Regions from separate parts of the Homo sapiens genome. Here region 2 is linked to region 1. Evidence: chromatin contacts called from ENCODE Hi-C or POLR2A ChIA-PET data. All regions are on one chromosome and are shown on one strand. Each heading gives the region's core, a stretch centred on a gene start or an enhancer-like site at or near the end of the contact. The rest is flanking DNA. Distances are from core to core; before and after follow the strand shown.

Evidence for each region. A loop is a pair of places that touch in the nucleus more often than their neighbours do. ChIA-PET counts read pairs that join two places held with the same protein, here RNA polymerase II (POLR2A). Pooled maps may share reads with other maps.
Region 2: a pooled map shows a loop between it and region 1 (3-fold over the local background). The contact joins the promoter of HAUS4 here to the promoter of MRPL52 in region 1. A Hi-C loop is called at or near these places in 8 of 50 pooled maps. POLR2A ChIA-PET finds 5 or more read pairs at or near these places in 14 of 52 experiments (B cell, CD4-positive, alpha-beta memory T cell, GM12878 and 9 more).

Annotation. Positions count from the first base shown.
Region 1 is chr14:22,828,636-22,831,484 of GRCh38, reverse strand. MRPL52 (mitochondrial ribosomal protein L52) reads right to left here and starts at 1,598. Exons shown (of 5, transcript NM_180982.3): 1 at 1,545-1,598; 2 at 1,375-1,432; 3 at 1,231-1,298. The coding sequence starts at 1,572. RefSeq lists an enhancer at 1,615-1,694.
Region 2 is chr14:22,955,529-22,958,473 of GRCh38, reverse strand. It overlaps HAUS4 (HAUS augmin like complex subunit 4), which reads left to right and starts at 1,384. Exons shown (of 10, transcript NM_001166269.2): 1 at 1,384-1,558. MIR4707 (microRNA 4707) reads left to right here and starts at 1,445; the gene lies at 1,445-1,524. RefSeq lists a silencer at 1-222 and enhancers at 22-600, 601-1,180, 1,563-1,692.

The sequences.
Region 1 (2,849 bases), core at 349-2,848:
AAAATTAAGTAATTTGTCCAAGACCACAAACTTAGCGAGAAGGGAAGCCTGGATTAAGAATAAGGTCCATAGGCTGGGCGTGGTGGCTCATGCCTGTAATCCCAGCACTTTGGGAGGCTGAAGTGGATCACTTGAGCTAAGGAGTACAAGACCAGCTTGGGCAACATAGCAAGAGCCTGTCTCTACTAAAAGTTAAAAAAAAAAATTAGCCAGGAATGGTGGTGTGTGCCTGTGGTCCCACCTACTTGGGGGGCTGAGGTGGGAGGACTGCTTGAGCCCAGGAGATCAAGGCTGCAGTGAGCGATGATCATGCCACTGCACTTCAGCCTGGGTGACAGGGCAAGACCCCATCTCAAAAAAAAAAAAAAAAAAAAAAAAGCAGTCATATGTAATTCCAGAGTCTTTCCAATAGTCCATACTACTACAAGGAGATGCCAGGCTTCTTACAGTAAATAACAAGTAGAAAAAATCTTCACCATCTTCCTCAGTCACCAATTATCCAATTAAGCAGGATCATACCCCTAGAGAGCAACAATAGGGTATTAAATATTCAGATCTCTGTGTTGTCAAGGAGGACTGGCCTATGTTCTAGTCCTGGATTTGCTACTACCTAGCTGTATGATCATGTGCAATTCACTTCTGTAGGCCTCAAATTTCCTACTTGTACACTGGAGTCTCATAAGGAGAATGGGGAGTAGCTTCAACTTCTCTAAGGTTCTCCCTTCTAGGGCTAATATTTATTCTCCCTCCCTCTCTCTTTTGTAAGTAAAGGTAAAAGAATTTTCTGAAGGGAGCCTGCCATCCATAGTCTTCATCCTTCTACCCCTCTGAGACGCTTATTTCTGCAGCTTTTCAAAGAGCTCTCCCTGCATTTGGTACCAAATACTGAAAATTCACTAACCACAGAGAAAAGTGGTTCTTGGTTAAAAAAAAATGTCCCCCTTTGAAAAACGCAGAAGTCTTGTCACCCCCTTCCACCCTGGCGGCCCCAAGTCAGAATTATCTTCTGCTTATCTCCACAAGCCAAGATCCTGTTTAGCTTTACCTTCCTTAGTCGAAATGCAATCTACAAAATAAACAAGAGGGTTTCTTTCCCCAAATTCCGTTTTCCAAATAAAAAGTTAAACACTTTTACACGCCCCCACCTTGATACCCCCAGCTCCCCGTCCAGGGGCGTTCCCTCTAGGTGAAAATCTCCCCAGTGGAGTTAACTGCCAGATCAGCGCTTACCCGCATATGACCAGTCTGGGAGCTCGGTAAGGGGCCCGTAGCCGGAGGGGTTGGCAGCCAGTCCCTGCCTGTGTGGAGAAAAACAGATCTGTGAGGACCTAGCCCAGCTTCTGGTCCCCCAGGTGCCCTCATCCCAGGACTCACTGTAGTCGCCACTGGCCGCCCGCCCAAGCGGCTACGCTGCAGTGCAGCCTCCGGACACCTGCTGGGAGAACAGAGCAGAGTTGGGGGAGAGGCCGCGCAGCCGGATCAGGGGTCCTGTGCCCGTCCCCAAAGGGCCCCCGAGTCCACGGTCCCTATCTATACCCACTCACTGAAGAGAACAGTCCCTAAAGCAGCCATGCTGAGCAGGAGTAGCCGGGGTAGCCGGAAGTAGGCGTGGCCTCGGTGGCCACGCGCGACGCTATCGGGGAAGCAGGAAGTCGCCATCTTGAATCTGGGTTTTCAATCACGGCTCCGCCATCTTGGGTCATCGTACGGAAGGAGAGACAAAACTGCAGTACAGGTTTTTGAGGTGAAAACGAATTGTCGTTCAGCGCATGCATTCTCAGTGGAAGTCGTGTCCTCCCAGATTAAGCCGTTCTGAACAGTTCCCACAACCTCCCTACAGCGGTCTCTAGTTCATTGAAATTGATATTAATAGTAACTTTGATCTCAGGGGTAACATCCACGTCATTCTACAGATCCTCGCATCACTGTAACACAGTTTTCCTAGACTAAGAAAAGTAATCAAATCTAGAGTTAATCGGAAATTGGGCCAGCCTGGGCAACATGGCGAAACTCCCTCTCTACAAAAAAATGAAAAATTAGCTGGGTGTGGTGGCGCATGCCTGTGGTCCCAGCTACTTGGGAGGCTGAGGTGGGAGGATGGCTTGAGCCTGGGAGGCCGAAGGCTGCAGTAAGCAGAGATCATGCCACTGCACTCCAGTCTGGGTAACAGAGCGAGACCTTGTCTCAAAAAAAATTCTGTGTGATAAGTGCTGTATTAGGCGTAGATTTTATGGAGAACAAAACCAGACATCAATATCCTGATAGAGCTCTCGGTATAAAAGAAACAAGACAGGCCAGGTGCAGTGGCTCACACTTGTAATCCCAGCACTTTGGGAGGCTGAGGCTGGCGGATCACCTGAGGTTGGGAGTTCGAGACCAGCCTGACCAACATGGAGAAACCCTGTCTCTACTAAAAATACAAAATTAGCCAGGCATGGTGGCACATGCCTGTAATCCCAGCTACTCGGGAGGCTGAGGCAGGAGAATTGCTTGAACCCGGGAGGCAGAGGTTGTGGTGATCCAAGATTGCGCCATTGTACTCCAGTCTGGGCAAGAAGAGTGAAACTCCAACTAAAAAAAAAAAAACAGACAATCAAATGATGACATACATGAATATTGTCATTGAGTGCTGGGAAAGGAAATACATGTTGTTTGTGAGTTTATAGTGTGAACTTGATCTACAGTAGACCATCAAAGATGACTTTCCTGAGAAAGGGGTATTGTATTGGAGCTAAGATGTGACATTCCATTTTTATAAGTGCTACCACCGCACATTGCTTAATATTATCCTTGCAACAACCCTGTGAGGTAGGTACTAGAAAGTGGCAAACCCTGATTGGCGACTCCCC
Region 2 (2,945 bases), core at 135-2,634, 130 kb before region 1:
GTGGTGGCGCCCGCCTGTAGTCCCAGCTACTCAGGAGGCTGAGGCAGGAGAATCGCTTGAACCCGGGAGGTGAAGGTTGCAGAGATCGCGCCACTGCACTCCAGCCTGGCAACAGAGCAAGACTCCGTCTGGAAAAAAAAAAAAAAAAAGATTAAGACAGGTGAAAGATATTTGGCCGGGCAGATTGCTTGAGGTCAGGAGTGCGAGACCATCCTGGCCAATATTGTGAAACTCTGTCTCTACTAAAAATATAAAAATTAGCCAGGCGTGGTGGCTCGTGCGGGTAATCCCAGCTACTCAGGAGGCTAGGGCAGGAGAATCGCTTGAACCTGGGAGGTGGAGGTTGCGGTGAGCCGAGATCGTGCCACTGCGCTCCAGCCTGGGCAACAAGTGCGAAACTCCGTACCCCCAAGAAAACAAACAAACAAACAAACAAAACAGGCGAATGAGGAATGCGCGCTAATAGGGAGTCTGTGGTGGGAATTCGAGAGGAAGGTGACCCTGAGGAAGCACTGTATGGTGCCCGGCATGGGCTGGGCTGGGCTGGGCTGGGCTGGGCGGCAGCGCCTCAGAGCCAGGCCTTAGTGAGGAGACTCGCAGGACGCGGCTTGGGTGGCAGGTCTGGGAAGGTTCCTTCCGAGAGCTATTGGGACAGGTTTAGACCCCCCAAATGGCGACCTCGAACTTAACCCTTTGTGCCTCAGTTCTCCCCCTCTGTAAAATGAGTATAATGGTGACTTTCTCACAGGACGCTTTAAGAACTAAACGAGGCCTGGCCGAGGGCGGTAGCTCACGCCTGTAATCCCAGCACTTTGGGAGGCCGAGGCGGGTGGATCACGAGGTCAGGAGATCCAGATCATCCTGGCTAACACGGTGAAACCCCGTCTCTACTAAAAATACAACAATTAGCCGGGCGTGGTGGCGGGCACCTGTAATCCCAGCTACTCGTGAGGCTGAGGCAGAGAATTGCTTGAACCCGGGAGGCGGAGCTTGCAGCGAGCCGATATTGCGCCACTGCACCCCAGCCTGGGCGACAGAGCGAGACTCCGTCTCAAAAAAAAAACGAGGCAAGGCAAGCAAAATGCTTGGCGTAGTGCCTGACTCATCGTAGGCCCTCAATAAATGTTAGCAATTACCACCATTTTCTCAGCATCTGCCCTTCACTGGGGAGGCACTAATGAGAAGGGGCAAAAAAGCCTTTCCGAGACCATCCTGTTTCCCAGTCCGGGTTCCACCACCCGAGCATGCGAACCCAGGGCGTTGGGAACCCAGCGCGCACCCGTCGAGGGGCGGGGCCTGCCGTTCCCGCCTCGAGTGTGGCCCCGCCTCCACCTCCTTCGTCGCGGCCTCTAGTGCACTTTCGGCTCCTTCCCCTTCCCGGGCCTTTCAGCTTGGTCTTTCCGGGCCTCGCTTCCCCCAGCCCCTGCGCCCGGCCCGAACGAGAGGTTCCGGAGCCCCGGCGCGGGCGGGTTCTGGGGTGTAGACGCTGCTGGCCAGCCCGCCCCAGCCGAGGTTCTCGGCACCGCCTTGAGAGCTTCAGCTGCCCCAGGGTGTGCAGGTTTGCTTTAGAGGGTCGGCGGGCGGAGCTTCGGGGAAGAGGAGCTCTGGGAGAGTCATTCCGGCCAGTGGCCGGAGACCGTCGTCGCTCTTGGGAATCCTTGGCCGCCCAGACAGAAGGGAAGTAGGCGCCGGAGAGCCCGTTCTGCATTTTGATTCATCTCGGGCCCTGTAAGGGTCATATCTTGTGAAAATAACCTGTAAAATCAATTTAACGTTCAGTGCAGCGTGTAAAGACAGCTCTAAGAATTTAAAAGACGCCTGAGTCAGAACATTTAAATGCTTGGGTCCCTGTAGCAGCGTTTTAACACGTCTGAGTGCAGAGGGTGGAGAATCGAGCCTGATTGCCGTTCACGCCCTGTAACCTTTAAGAAGGGTAAAGAAAGGCACCCTAAAAAACGCAAGGGGACACTTACCCTAGGGGGGGACGAACAGCTAGCTTTTTGGAATTTGGGTTGGTCTTCATTTCCAAGTGCGAAATTTGCCTGCAAAACTTTTTATTTGCAGTCATAGATCAACGATAAACAGAATTGTTAAAACACTGAACTTAACTAAGTAGTGGCTTTTGTTGACAAGTCGATTGTGTTATTAATTCTTAATGTCTCATCCAAGGCAGGAATCGTTATCTCAGTTTTGCAGGTGGGAAAAGTTTGGCACAGAAAAAAGCATTTTCCTTAAGTTCTCAGAAGCAACGGCCGGCCGAGCTGCAAATTAAGTCCCAGCATTCTGCCTCCTCAGCTGCGTCCCCCTCTAGACCATGTTAGAAAACAAATGAGTAGTTACTTTGATGTTACTCATAAAACGATCGAGTAAACCAAATGTTCTATAAACATGAAGCGTTAAATCATAATAACCTTCAATGCCTGTTCAGCTTTGGGAGGCTCAGTTGCCCTTTGGAGTTTGATACCTTGCAGAGAGGAGGGGCAGAGCAAAAACATGAAAAGTAATGTCAAGGGAAAATTTTTGTCTCCTGAGGTCAAACTGTGCCCATCTTTACTGCCCCTGTGTTGGTGTCATTCCTTTCAGCGCACTCCATGTTCTGGCAAAACACCCACAGCTCACGTTCTCGTTGTAGCCACATTACACCTTTGCATTACTCTTTTGCCACTGACCTCACTGTCAGTCTTCTTGTCACGCTGTTTCCTCCAGGTGCTCTTTTCTTAGGCTGTTATGTGAAAACCAGTTGTTCAAGTGTGGAATGATTTGTCATTCCTGAAGGATGATTCTAGAGTTAATGATAAAAAAAAAAAAAACTACCAACAGATCTTAGACAAAAAAAGAAGCACAAAAAAACTATTATGGAATTTGATAGCTGAGTTATTTGGGGGGAAAAAGTAGACTTTGATTTTTTTCCCTTTTCCCCCAGTTCACTCATAACTGGGAAGCTG